3 separate regions of the Homo sapiens genome follow, and regions 1 and 2 are each linked to region 3. Evidence: chromatin contacts called from ENCODE Hi-C or POLR2A ChIA-PET data. All regions are on one chromosome and are shown on one strand. The core of a region is the stretch at or near the end of the contact, and the rest is flanking DNA. Distances in the headings are between cores, read along the strand shown. Region 1 overlaps GUCY2C (guanylate cyclase 2C). Region 2 overlaps ATF7IP (activating transcription factor 7 interacting protein). Region 3 holds the start of STRAP (serine/threonine kinase receptor associated protein).

Region 1 (4,373 bases), core at 1,181-3,680, 1.3 Mb before region 3:
CCGTACTTCAGTGTGAGTGAATGTAGTCAGTTTTTCAGTAAGCACAAGATGATGTGACTGATGTATTCCAGGAAAATGGGCAAAATAGGTAGAAACGCATACACAGTTTTGGGAAACCTTTAGCTTTTATTCTTGCCTAATATATAGCATATTTTCTGCAAAAATTATGAGTTAAATATACTTTAATGAAGATGGGTATTTAAAATATAATTATGACAATTTAAAAAATCTTATGAATACAGAAGGAAAGCCAGTAAACAAAAACGATAAAAATAAACAAACAAAAAATAAATGAAATAAGAATAAAATCTTCTCAAGTTCTAGATAGTCTATTCATTTCTTTTCTTTTCCAGGTAGAAGCTCCCTGGAACAACTGCTGGAATAAGGTTCCAGAGTGGAAGGTAGTTATTTCACTGAGAACACACATCTGATTCATGCAAGAAAGTCCATGTTCCAGACAGGGCAGCCAAGCCTAAGTACATTTCTGCTTCATTGAGGTCTCAGGAAAATGTAAGCTTTCAGGACACTTGAGGTCGCTGCCTCAGTGCAGCTGTATTTTAATTTGTGTGAGTCCTTATACCTCATTTAGGTTTAAAAATAGGTGCTCTCCTTGTCTGTGGTATTCAGCTGCAAGTATTCCAGAGTGCCTTTTTTATAGCTGGCTACCCGTCTGGGTTTTTGGCTTCTTATCCCTGCTGCCTGTCTTTTCTGTAAAGAGTTGGCAATCATGTCTGAAAATTCTGCTTGCAAACGCTGTTGATTCTCCCTGGAAACAGAGTGGGAAGAGAAAATAGAACTTCTCAGCAATTCATACAGAATATTCCTTAGCTCCAGAATAATCAGTTCAGTTAGTCAGTTACTCTTTGAATGCCTATTCTGTGCTAGACACAGGAAATCCAAAGAATACAAAATGATCCCTGCCTTTGATGAGCTTAAAAAACTGTTATCTCTGCTAGGAAATTAGGCTTCAATTTCAAAGTGAAACAATATGCTGCTGGAATTTGGAGGCATGGTTGGGAGGATCTAGGTTTACATATGCCACTGCAGGAAGGGGAAAAGAAGCTGGGAGGATGCTAGGCCCCTGCCACACAACCCTGAAAACTCATTGGTCCCACACATACTTAACAGTGTGAGTCTTGTTTGGGGAAGGCTTAGAATGGTGGAGGGGACCACGAGTTTAGAATGGACCTGGAACACTCCAAGTAAGGAGCCAGGTTTCTCATGCCCCAGGGAAGATTTGGGTTGTTTTGGCTTTTCTAGAAGGTTGCCATCTCTCTGGGTCTGACATCTAGGCCTCTGCAAGACAGAGTTTCTCAACCATAGCAAAAGCCAAGGAAATGGCCATATGGCTGCAGTAACATGTATTGACAGGCAACTGGGTGACAGCTTGAGTCACCTTTAGGAGAAGTGAAACCTGTCAGTTAACCCTGAAACTTTGTCTTCCTCATCTCAGGGAGAACACAGACTTCATGTTAAGACCCAGAACCGCAGTCTTGGGGTTGGGGCAGGTCCTGTTTTCATCAGGCAACTCAACAGAAAGATGAAGACAGGAGTGGAATGCAGAGAGCCTCTTTGCCCCCAGTATGCTCCACTCTTGTCAGAACAAGACATGCATGAAGTGAACTCTAAAGTGTCTTCTGTTCTCCCGAGCAAGCCTGGAACACAACGCTAGCTTTGCCATGCTTTATTGCAGGGCAATATAGTCAGTTTTTCAGCAAGAACAAGATGATGACTGGTACAGTCTAAGAAAGTGGACAGAATAGGTAGAAGCTCATACCCAGACTCAGGAAACTTTTAACTCATTCTTGTCTAATATATAGTATATTTTCTGCATAAACTATAAGTTAAGTATACTTTAATGCAGATAAGGCATTTAAAACATAATTTTGACAGTTAAAAATATCATGAATACAGAGCCAGTAAATAAAATGAAATAAATGAAATAACAAAATCTCCTCAAGTTCTAAATAGTCTGTTCATTCTTCCTCTTTTCCAGGTGGAAGCTCCCTCTTGGGATAAAGGATCCACAGTGGAAAAAAAAAAAGGTAGTTTTATACTGAGCCCCCACATCTGATTCAGGGAAGCAAGTCTGTGTTCCAGACAGGGAAGCCAAGGCTAAATACTTTTCTGTTTCATTGAGGTCTCAGGAAAATGCAGGGTTTCAGGATAATCCCCTTCTTGCAGTCTAGGAAGGGAGGTTTCTAAACCTTCTCATGTATAGTCCCTTACTTCTTATGCAATATATGCCACTTGTAAGGCATTTGCCAATTTAAATTGGCTGTAACTAACAAAGCCAAGATCTCTAATTTCCTCCCTGTCCCTGCCACACCCAGAAGCTTACACAGTAGGAGGGGTTGGCAGGTTGAATTTCTGGTCCTTCATCCCAGTCAGCCAGTAGGTAGTCTCATTTCCTCTTCCCTGGTAAGACAAAAGAGTTACGTACCACGGAGTCCAAGGAGTCAGTTCAGTTGTAGACCACTGTTTCCATAATGATCTGTTTCTGTGACATGTTTCACTTCCGCATTTCTCATCAGTGCCAATATTTAAGCACATCACACATTCCTGTTATGATTTGCATTATCTCTAGACAGATTTTTATTTCCAAGTGCCTTTTTAAAAATAAGTTTCTCATTCAGCAGACATCCTTTTCTCAAAGTAGAGTTTTCTTTTTTTTCCCCAAAAGACATTTTAAAATATCACTCTAGCAACATCACAAGAACTCTAACTTAAAAAGGAAGAAAATTCATCTACAATTCTGCTACGTCAACAAATCCAACTGGTTGTCATTGTCCATATTTCCTTCTAGCCCTTTTTGCAATAAAGTTTTGCTACAAAACTTTTGCTACAGTTTCCCTATCTTATTACAAACACATGTACATCACAATTAAGAACTCATTAAGTGGCATTTCTGGGGCCCATCTGGAGGCTACGGAATGTATGGAAATTTACTGGAATACTGGAAACCCTGTTTTTGCTAAAGCTGGTATTTGAAAAAGAGATACAAAATACATATGGCCCAAACACAGCCAGTGAACCACTATTTTTAAAAAATGAGTTTAATAATATATATCTATAATATATATCAATAATTTAAAAATGAGTGATTGATATATATATATATATAATTGATATATATTGTTAAACTCATTTAAAAAAGTAGTGGTTCACTGGCTGTGTTTGGACCATAGCAATCCATAAACTGGTTCTATTTTGGGGTAAGTGTTCTTTGTAAAAAATGTACTTATGGAGGACTCAAAAAGCAAGTGTGATGTTAGGACACTTTTACGTAAAAGGAGACTTTTCCAAGGTGCAATCCAAATGTAAAGGCCAGAAGCATTATGGCTACCGGAGACAGGTAACTTACAGTTAATAGCTGGCTTTGCCAGTTGTGAAAAGATTCCAATAACTTTGGAAAAGCAGCCTGAGAAGCATTTGGAGACAACTGATGGCTATGGAGGGCAGCTGTTTTAAATGTGAGGAACTGCATGAAGAATCTGGAATAGCGATTCTCAAATATTAGTGTGGTCACAAACACATTATCTTGTTAAAAATATAGATTTCTGATCTACGCCCACAGAGAATCTTGCATAGTAGGCCTGGTAGAGTGTCCACACATCTGCATTTTAACAAGCTTCCAGATGAGGAAGAGGAGGAGAATGGGGCCACACCTTGTCATTCACTCCTTGTGATTCTAGAGCTTCCGAATAGTAAAGCAACTGGCAAGAGAGGTGACCTCAGATCATAGCAGCAGTGTGTAGTAAGAGTAGGGAAGTAAGTGGGGGGACAAGGGTTTTGATTCAAATTAAATAAGTCCTGGACCAGACTGTATGTAGCTCTTGTGTTTGGAGGAGGAACTGGATACAAAACCTGGATATGGCAGAGGAAATGCTGGCAGAGTTCAAAATCTCAAAAGGGCTCTTTGGAGTAAAGGCAAGTTTTGAGTTCACATTTTTTGGTGGTCATTTCTCTTGCAGAGGATGGAGGGTGCTCATCGTGATGAGTACAGAAGAGGATTAGCATGCTCAACTTTCCTGGCCAAGTCTCAAAGGAGGTGGCCCAAGCGTGTCTGAGAGCTTTTCCTATGCATTGTCTCTGTGGACTCCTTACCTTTAAGTATGTTTCTCCTCTCACTTCATAAAGGAACTGGCACTCAGTTCTCTTCAGGATGGCTATGGTGGAGCCACTCACGTGAATTCTCAAAGCTGGAAATGCAAATTGACAAATAAAAATCCCAGCTAGTACACAGCCTATTTGTTTCCCGTTGATTCAGGATATCAACAACACCTGAGACAAGAATCCTAAATCAAGAAGAAACAATTGTGGCTATTTTAATGAAAGAACACTTAAAAATAACATCAGAGAGATAAGAAATG
Region 2 (4,345 bases), core at 315-2,814, 1.5 Mb before region 3:
TCTAAAAACATGACTTGAATTCACGGCCTAGAGTTTCCTGTGTTTCAGTACAAATAAGAATCATAAAAACAGTAAATTCTCTTTGAAAAAAATTCATTTTCAGAGCTATAAACTGGCAGCCAGCAAACTTACTTTTATTCTTTAGTCACCAGCCCATTTCTCTAATTGTTTGTTTTTTGTTTTTTTTGTTTTTGAGACGGAGTTTCGCTCTTGTTGCCTAGGCTGGAGTGCAATGGCGCGATCTCGGCTCACCGCAACCTCTGCCTCCCAGGTTCAAGCAATTCTCCTGCCTCAGCCTCCCGAGTAGCTGGGTTTACAGGCATGCACCACCACGCCCGGCTAATTTTGTATTTTTAGTAGAGACTGGGTTTCTCCATGTTGAGGCTGGTCTTGAACTCCTGACCTTAGGTGATCCGCCCGCCTCGGCCTCCCAAAGTGCTGGGATTACAGGCGTGAGCCACCGCCCCCAGCCCCATTTCTCTAATTGTTAACATTTAAAGTTGTCAGATTTTACCTAAAAATCTAGATGTCTTGCCTCTTGAAAAGCAAACAACATTTTTGCTTGAGGATAGCAATCTACAATTGAGTATAGATGCTGTCTCCTTCAGATAGGGCCTTCTCTTGCCCACCTCTGGTCCTCTTCACTGAATCACGTTACCTGCGTGGCCTTGGAAGACAGTTCCTTTTAAAGACCTATCCTACGTATTTGATAGTTTATTGGCAGCCTTAAATATCTAAAATATAACTTCTAACCCAAAAGAAAGTAAACATAAGTAAAATTTAGCCTACTTTACTTGGTAGGAGAGACTTAGAATATATAAAGTCAGTTTACTCTTTAGAAGATATGGCACCTTTTGTAACCTTTCACTTTGTCCTAATTTTATATAGAGTGCCATGGGAGCCAAATGAAGGAGATCCAATGGCATAACAACAAGTAACGATTGAAAGTGAAGAGATTAAAGAAATACTAATTAGAAACATCTAAGTACCTTGAGATCTTTTATGTGATAATCAGTTCTGTTTTCTTTAAATGTTACCGCTGTGTTAAAGGACATCACTATCAACTTGATGTTCTTAATGGTGATACTGAATAAGAAAAAGTTAAAGTGTATTCAAGCTATGCAGTTTACTGAACAGATAAATGAAATAACATTTTATAAAAGATTTTTGCTCAAATTAGTTGAGCTAAGAAGTTTATCACTGAAAATAATGAGTAAATTTCCTAATAGAATGTTTTCTTAACCGTACACTAGATTAGATAATGGCCGTTAGGCCATTACAAACTTTATTTTTGTTGAAAACTTACATCTATTTACATTTATTAATTTAACATTTACAGTGTCTATGTGAAGACTACCTTGATGATGCATGAAACATGATAATTTATAATCTTGATCTGACTTAAATTTGAATTCCACATTTCCCAGAGTGAAAGCCAGCTTGTTAACATTCAAATAATACCACGACATTGGTAACTCTAAGGAAGTGCTAAAAGAATGTTATGCCTTTTTGGAAAATGGTTTTCTAGTTAGAGTTCAACTTTAGAGAAAATTGAAAAAGTGATTAACTTGCACAGGAAACAGTGACTCCCCTGCTTTACTGCTCTTCACACTTTGAAAAGAGAAAGTGATTTGAGAGAAAGCCTAATGTCTATTCAAATAAGTGATTGTTTTTTAATTGCTCAGGTTAGAACTCTCACAAAGAGTTCTCTGTTGGTGATATGTAACAGTCTGTTATTAGTCATTAATATGTGAATATGGAAATTGTGAAAACAGCACAAATTGATTTAGCAAATCTTCATCAGTTTAGTGAAAGAGGGACCTTAACACTGGAGAGAGGTCTGAGGAGTTGCTTCTGCATCTGCCTGAGGGAATCTTGTCTTTCCTTCTGAAGTAAGGCAGATACAGCTAGCCAACTGCCAGTAGAACTATCTGACTCGTGTATCCCTTTGTTGGATATAGAAATACCTGTACCATGGCATACATAGTGGAAAACATTAGTATAGAAGTTAGGAAAAGATTACTTCTGCTCTCGTACTGTTATTAAGTAATTGTGTAGTTTTGGATAAATATTTAACCTCTTTGTGTTATCCCTGATCATTAAATGAGATGGGTCGTTGGAAGAACACCAACTTTGAGTCAAACAGAGTCAGGGTGAATCCATGTTCTTCCTCTCATTAGTTATAGGTTATATGAAAAATGGATATATAGTGCTCAAAGTACAGTACCTATTTATGATTATGTGTTCAGTAAGTCTTAGGTATTTTGTTTGTTTGTTTGTTTGTTTTGAGACAGAGTTTTGCTCTTGTTGCCCAAGCTGGAGTGCAATGGTGCTATCTCAGCTCACTTCAACCTCCGCCTCCCAGGTTCAAGCGGTCTTCCTGCCTCAGCCTCCTGAGTAGCTGGGATTATAGGCGTGCGCCACCATGCCTGGCTAATTTTGTATTTTTAGTAGACACGGGGTTTCACCATGTTGGCCAGGTTGGTCTCGAACTCCTGACCTCAAGTGATCTGCCTGCCTCGGCCTCCAAAAGTGCTGGGATTACAGGTGTGAGCCACCATGCCTGGCCAAGTCTTAGGTATTTTTATGGAATGAGGCAAGTTACTTATTTTCAGAACCTCAGTTTTTCTTGTTTTTAAAATGGGAATAATGTTTATCATAAAGAACTAATATTGGGGTTTAAATGAGGATAACAAATATAAAGTCAAGTGAAGTGTAGCACAAATTAAATATTGGTTGCATTTGTTTCACAAGACTCCCTTTAGCACAGATCTTTTTTTTTTCTTTTTTTTCTTTTAAAAATCATCATTTCAGGAAGAATGGAGTTGGGAGAAATCTGGTCTACTGGGTAGTTTAGAAAAGGATCTTTAGGGAGAGGGCGTATTTAGGGGCCTGGCTGATTTACAGTAAAAATGTCACAGAGCAGGGTCTTTAGAATCTCCAAGTGAAGACTTTGAAGAGTCTAAAGGGGACAAAATAAGAATTCTTACTTGTGCAAAGGCAGCATGGTAGAGTGAAAACTAAAACAGACTGTGAATTGATCAGTTACTCAACAAATGTAACAGTTATTTATTATGCACCTATTATTTGCCAGGTACTGTTTGATGCTTGGCATATAAGATCCTTGCTCTCTCTCAGGGAGTTTACACTTGTGGAGGGAGTGGGAAGACACAGACAATAAATATGAGAGAAGGTTGCAAATACTTAAGGATTGTGAATGCTGTGGGGTAGGGTAGAATAGGTATCTAAGAGCTAGATGAGCACTACACAAAATGTGGCCTGTGATCAGTCTGAGAACTGTTCGCTTCTGGTCCTCTGTGAGATAAGAACTGAAATTGAGAGTTTATAGAAATTTTTACATCAATCTGATAATGTAATTTTATGTCAGTTGAGTCAAAACAATTAAAACTCATATTTTATATGCCTTATTTTTAATTTCATTTTTCAGGTAATTCATTGCCACCATATTTTACAATAGCATTGATCTACAGTGGGTTGAAAATAAAACACCAGTCTTTACTGTATTCATTTTAGCAGTGAGCTAGATCAACAGTTGCCATTGTTAGTACTATTAGTAAGCATGTTGTGGAGATTTTCAGCTTCTTTTGATGAATAATTCACTGTCAAGTAATTAGCTTATTTGGCTTAGAAATACTTACATCCATGTTATTTACACTATATTTTATGTTGGACTAAGTTATTTTAGGTCTTTTGATTTTCAAGTACTTTTATTCATGGTTGGATGCATGATACAGGTAGGAAGAGAACAAAATTAAAACTGTAAGGTATATAATAAGTGATTTCTTTTTTTAATTTTTAACTTCTAGATTCTGTTCTCAATGCTTAGATTATTTCTAACATTTTTTCTCAACTCATATTTTATGATCAGTATATGGTACTTAGAAAGCTCTTTTGATATAAGATCTTTCCTCCAACCAAGAGTTAATTTATGCATGAAATTGTATCATTATATTTGTCCCTATCACTTCATCTGCTGCTGGTGGGTCATAGATCCTGAGAAGAGAATATAGTTGTTTGAGGAAATTTATCATTGATAACCTAGATAATATTTTTGATTGTCTATATAAGTCTACCATTTGCTATTGATAAATGATAACTTTATGCGTCCCCTCATTTATAGCCCCATTATCTTTTTTATGTGATAGGGGTAACTTAAGAAGTATGTTGAAGATAGCTGAAAATAAGATTTAAAAATATGGAAAATATTTTGGATAACCCCTAGTAAGCATTTTAAGTACTTCTTTTCATTTTGTTATTTCAGATGCGGGACTAAACTAGTTTCTGGATTGTTACTTTAAAATGAAATTTAATATATCTCTAGCCT
Region 3 (4,885 bases), core at 2,004-4,503:
TATTTTCCCAAAATTGAACCTGCCAACCCACAAACACAATATATCCATTTTCCATTTATTTTAATATTATTTAATGCCTTTAATAGAGAACGATACATTTTGCTGAGAGGCATTAAATAATATTGAACATCATGTTGGGTATTCCTTTATTTAACGAGATCCCCTTTTCTCCTTTTTGTACTATGGTTTAAGTCCTAGAAGGTTGACATTTATGGACCCCATTAAAGGGCTCCCTTGTCTTCTGGGCTCTGGCTGGGTTTGACCAATGGGAAGCATGGGAGATCTAAAAGTAGATATTCATTTCCCCACTTCTTCCCCATGGCTGTGCTGATGATAATTGGGAGCAGTTGTGTTCTTCTACTGATTATTCCAGCTCTCGCCCAGAGCCTTCTCCTGCAACCGTACCTTTCTCAAATAAATCAGGTTCAGATAACTGCTCCCTTTCAGTTTCTCATTCAGATCTATGGTTAGTGCCCTATTTTCTCCTTGTTGTTTACTTTTGATCCTGGCCACACTTCTGTAACTAATCCCTTCATTACACTGCTCTCAACTTCTACATTTCAGCGTGCCAGTTTTTTTTCTGCTGGGGAGTACACTTTGTTTTTTTATTCCTATGTACTTTATAATTCTTGATGCTATTTAACATGGCATATTTTAAAATTACATTTTTTGTTGTTGCTAATGTATAGAAATGTGATTTCTTCATTACACTTAAAACAACAACAACAACAACAACAAAACCCAGTAACCTAGGCATCGCACCCAGCCTGGGTAACATAGTGAGACTTCATCTCTTCTAAAAAAAGAAAAAAACAACTTCAGTAACCTTTCTAAATTCTCTCATTAATTCCAATAATTTTTATTTTTATTTTTTTCTTTTGAGACATGGTCTTACCTCATTGTCCAGGCTGCAGTGCAGTGGCAGAAATTGGGCTTATTGCAGCCATGAACTTCTGGGCTCAAGCGATCCTCCTGCCTCAGTGTCCCGTGTAGCTGGGATCACAGTAGTGTACCACCATGCCTGGCTAATTTTTTTATTTTTTTGTAGAGCCTGGGTCTCACTTTGTTGCCCAGACTGGTCTTGAACTCCTGGGCTGGAGTGATCCTCCCATCTCAGCCACCCAAAGTACTGGGAACTGGAATTACAGGCATGAGCCACCACACCTTGCCTCTTTTCTTTGTATATAACCTCTAAAACAATTTCTAATCACAGATTTACAACTTTCTTTGGAAGATTTATGCATTTTTAAGTTACCTGAACATCTAGTACGATGCTGTATTGAAGAGGCAGTAGCAATCATCTGTCTCGTACCTAATCTAATACAGAATGCTTTCTGTATTTCACCATTAGGTGTGGGGTTTCAGATATTCTATGAGGTTAAAAAAGTCCCTTCTATTTCTAGTGTCTCAGAATTCTTATAAGTGAAAGAATGCTGAATTCTATCAAAAACTTCTTACACATCTTTTGATATGATTTTCTTTAATCTTTTAATATTGTTAATTATATCAATTACATTAACCTGTCTTCTAATATTAAATTGACCTTGAAGCCTACCCAATTGGTCATAATACACAATACTCTTAGAACTCAGAATCCAAATGAGCAGGAAATAATACATTCTTTAGAGCCAAGTATGTACCATAACTTACCAATTATATTCTTATCTACACACAATGAGCAATAAATGAACATGTATCAGTATCTGACCAGTTGTGTCATTTTGAGTGGGTCTTTTATTTACCTCCATCAGTAATGCAACAATCTATTTAATCAGTAAACAGTCATGCTGAGTATTCACTAAATGCCATTCACTTTTCTGGCACTAGAGTACAAATGACAAAGCCATAACCATTGCCATTAAGGAGTTCATAAATGTGTGAGTGGTGCGTATGTGTGAGACAAAAGGGAGAGGATGGCACAAAGGAGGAGTCGAACAAGATAAAATGAAAAACATATATAGTAAGTGCTTTACCGTAAGTGAATGAACGAGAGTACTAAGGAAAAAGAATGGAGACGTATTTCAAGTTCTCACGTTGTTTGACTCGAATCTTGTAGACGGTGTTTGCTGCAAAAAGATGAAGAAAACATTCACAGACATTTATGTTGATTACATATTTATTGCTATGTGCCCAGACGTTTTGACCTTGGGGATAAAGTAGCAAAGAAAACACAAAAATCTCTGTTGTATTGGGTTTACATTCTATCAATAAAGATACAACTTGCCCAGAGAAAAGCCCTCTCCTGGTTAGGAAACAGTATCAACAATTAACAGCTCTGGTGGTTTCACAGAGCCACAGTGGGCTGCCTGCTGCAGACAATATCAGAGTTTGTTTATATTTAAATATTATTTTAATATTTCTATTTTTGTCCATGTATTATAATGCACATCTATGTAATTTGCAAATCATCACTCATATATACATCATATCAAAAGGTGTAAAAGTTTTTGATAGAATTCAGCATTCATTCGCTTATAAAATGAGTGAAGGCTCACTTTACGGATGAGAGTATTTCATCAAAAAAATTGGGGATCTACGACTCTAGAGTTCTCCGAAGTCCACCAAGGAAAAAGTAACTTGAATTTAATCGCATTTAAAACTATATAGTATCCACTCCTAAAACATTAGCAACATAGGAAAACTTACACAGCGGAAGAAATGACTGGGGATTTTTTTTTTTTTTTTAATACATGGTCTCGCTCTGTTGCCCAGGCTGGAGTGCGGTGGCGCGAGCACCGCTTACTGCGGTGTCGACCTCTCGGGCTCGAGTTATCCTCCCACCTCAGCCTTCCAAGTAGGTGGGACCACAGGCACCACCACTCCAAGCCCGTATATGGTTTTTAAATAAGACAAATTGCAAAAAACGTTGCCAGACAGCGTTCGCTGGTTTGGGCCGTCACTGGGTATGGCTCGTGTCCGTCTAGATATTCAGAGGCCGAGCACAGTCCTCAGTAGGGCTGCTCGGCAGGTACACAGCTGACGCTGGTCCTTGGACTTATGGGAGTGGGAACAACTTTCAACTCGGCCGCGGACCAGGAAGGCGTTCTGACCCGCTAGAGCTCGGGGACAGGGACCCCATCCCGGTGCCTAGAGCGTCTCCCTTAGTCGGCGTGGGCCAGCGCCAGTTACCTCACGAGCACTGAACTAGCGCCTGCGCCCTTCTATACTTCTCGCTCTTTCTTCAAGTCACTTCTACCCGGCGAGCCCGCCCTCCCGCCAATCGTCATTTCCGGCGGGTGCTCTGCGTCATTTACGTCGTCACTTCCTGCCGATGCCGGTGTGGACGCTGTGAATCGTGGCTGGCCCGGTTCTCCGCTTCTCCCCATCCCCTACTTTCCTCCCTCCCTCCCTTTCCCTCCCTCGTCGACTGTTGCTTGCTGGTCGCAGACTCCCTGACCCCTCCCTCACCCCTCCCTAACCTCGGTGCCACCGGATTGCCCTTCTTTTCCTGTTGCCCAGCCCAGCCCTAGTGTCAGGGCGGGGGCCTGGAGCAGCCCGAGGCACTGCAGCAGAAGAGAGAAAAGACAACGACGACCCTCAGCTCGCCAGTCCGGTCGCTGGCTTCGCCGCCGCCATGGCAATGAGACAGACGCCGCTCACCTGCTCTGGCCACACGCGACCCGTGGTTGATTTGGCCTTCAGTGGCATCACGCCTTATGGGTATTTCTTAATCAGCGCTTGCAAAGGTGAGCAAGGCCGCAATCCTGGTCCTCGACGGCTGGGACTGGGCTGAAAGGGATCGGGACCCGCACGCTCCAGTGCCGAAGCGGTGGTGTGGTGAGGGGGGAGGGGGCGATATTAACATCTGAGATGAGAGCCAACACTGGTCCGGTGGAGAAAGGAGTGTGTTAGGGAATCCGCAGCTGGAGCCGAGAGGACGCTTTTGTAGAAACTATTACCTCCAACTAAGACCTCTCTCCTTATTTTATTTTTATTGCTATTTTTGAAGGAGCTGGTCAGCATTTGCCTAGACTCTCGGGACAACACGGTAAATAGCTTTCAAGGATTTGGGGAAAGGAGAAATTAGGCCAGGCCGTGCAATACCTTACAAAGACGTTCGCTCTTGTCTCACTGGATATTCCTTTGTGGTATTAGCCTCATTTTTCAAATGGGAAACTGAGATTCAGGCTAAGATGTCTGTCCAAAATAAGACTAAAATCTAGATTGTTTTGACGCAGATCAGTATTCCCAGCCAATTACAGATGCTTTTCAGAGAGAATGATCTGTTCAGCTCTTCAGTTAATTTATTACTGCACATTCCTTAGTGCCTTCAGTGGGTGGTGGTAGTTAAATAGCTGAAACAATTTTTCCACTTTGTCATTGAACATCATTGTATATTTACATTTGAATCTTAGACTTTAAGTAATCTGAACTTATAAATTACATGTTTTAAAAAATATTTTCTAGATGGTAAACCTATGCTACGCCAGGGAGATACAGGAGACTGGATTGGAACATTTTTGGGTCATAAAGGTGCTGTTTGGGGTGCAACACTGAATAAGGATGCCACCAAAGCAGCTACAGCAGCTGCAGATTTCACAGCGTAAGTGTAGCCAAGATGGCTAACTTTGGTGTTCTCTGTAGCTTGTGTCCTGAAATAATCAAAAACTTCAGTGTCAGATATTCATAAAATTCTGACTCACTGGCTGCCATACAGAACGCATGTTTGATCCCACCAAAATTCCATCGTGGTCCATCGTGGTCCTGTGTGCTTCTTTGTCTTCAGTGGTTCTCAAAATTTTCAGAGGCCTAAATGACTTATTCCGTATATTTTGATTGAGACTCAGGAATCTGCATTAACAAACGCACCAGATAATGAATGTTGATCTCCTTTACGAATGCTGCTCTGTGTGTACTCCTTAGTGATATCCTACATTGATGGCCC

The links. A loop is a pair of places that touch in the nucleus more often than their neighbours do. ChIA-PET counts read pairs that join two places held with the same protein, here RNA polymerase II (POLR2A). Pooled maps may share reads with other maps.
Region 1: a loop to region 3 is called in a map of B cell, with 5 times the contacts of the local background. The contact joins the enhancer-like site here to the promoter of STRAP in region 3. A Hi-C loop is called at or near these places in 1 of 168 maps with a recorded cell type or tissue (B cell) and 3 of 50 pooled maps. POLR2A ChIA-PET finds 5 or more read pairs at or near these places in 2 of 52 experiments (OCI-LY7 and activated B cell).
Region 2: a loop to region 3 is called in a map of heart right ventricle, with 7 times the contacts of the local background. The contact joins the enhancer-like site here to the promoter of STRAP in region 3. A Hi-C loop is called at or near these places in 2 of 168 maps with a recorded cell type or tissue (heart right ventricle and naive thymus-derived CD4-positive, alpha-beta T cell), 1 of 37 single-sample maps with no recorded cell type and 10 of 50 pooled maps.

The regions. Positions count from the first base shown.
Region 1 is chr12:14,612,526-14,616,898 of GRCh38, forward strand. GUCY2C (guanylate cyclase 2C) reads right to left here. Exons shown (of 27, transcript NM_004963.4): 25 at 4,108-4,202; 26 at 2,342-2,418; 27 at 107-766. The coding sequence ends at 592. PLBD1-AS1 (PLBD1 antisense RNA 1) reads left to right here. Exons shown (of 6, transcript NR_120465.1): 3 at 354-401; 4 at 1,997-2,045. Among named protein-coding and RNA genes, the nearest start is that of PLBD1, 47 kb to the left of the region's middle. RefSeq lists enhancers at 1,364-1,413, 1,424-1,523, 1,544-1,793 and a silencer at 2,326-2,375. Within about 2 kb of position 2,431, at least 7 of the 41 ENCODE cell types and tissues checked have a DNase peak (open chromatin) inside an H3K27ac peak, as active enhancers do; they include B cell and OCI-LY7, where a contact is called at or near this core.
Region 2 is chr12:14,389,452-14,393,796 of GRCh38, forward strand. All of the region lies in intron 1 of ATF7IP (activating transcription factor 7 interacting protein), which reads left to right. Among named protein-coding and RNA genes, the nearest start is that of ATF7IP, 26 kb to the left of the region's middle. RefSeq lists a silencer at 3,144-3,438. Within about 2 kb of position 1,565, at least 2 of the 41 ENCODE cell types and tissues checked have a DNase peak (open chromatin) inside an H3K27ac peak, as active enhancers do.
Region 3 is chr12:15,879,134-15,884,018 of GRCh38, forward strand. It overlaps STRAP (serine/threonine kinase receptor associated protein), which reads left to right and starts at 3,254. Exons shown (of 10, transcript NM_007178.4): 1 at 3,254-3,686; 2 at 4,408-4,543. The coding sequence starts at 3,575. LOC102724146 (a long non-coding RNA gene) reads right to left here and starts at 3,165. Exons shown (of 6, transcript XR_007063230.1): 1 at 2,647-3,165; 2 at 1,974-2,066. RefSeq lists a silencer at 262-556 and enhancers at 2,672-2,901, 3,212-3,331.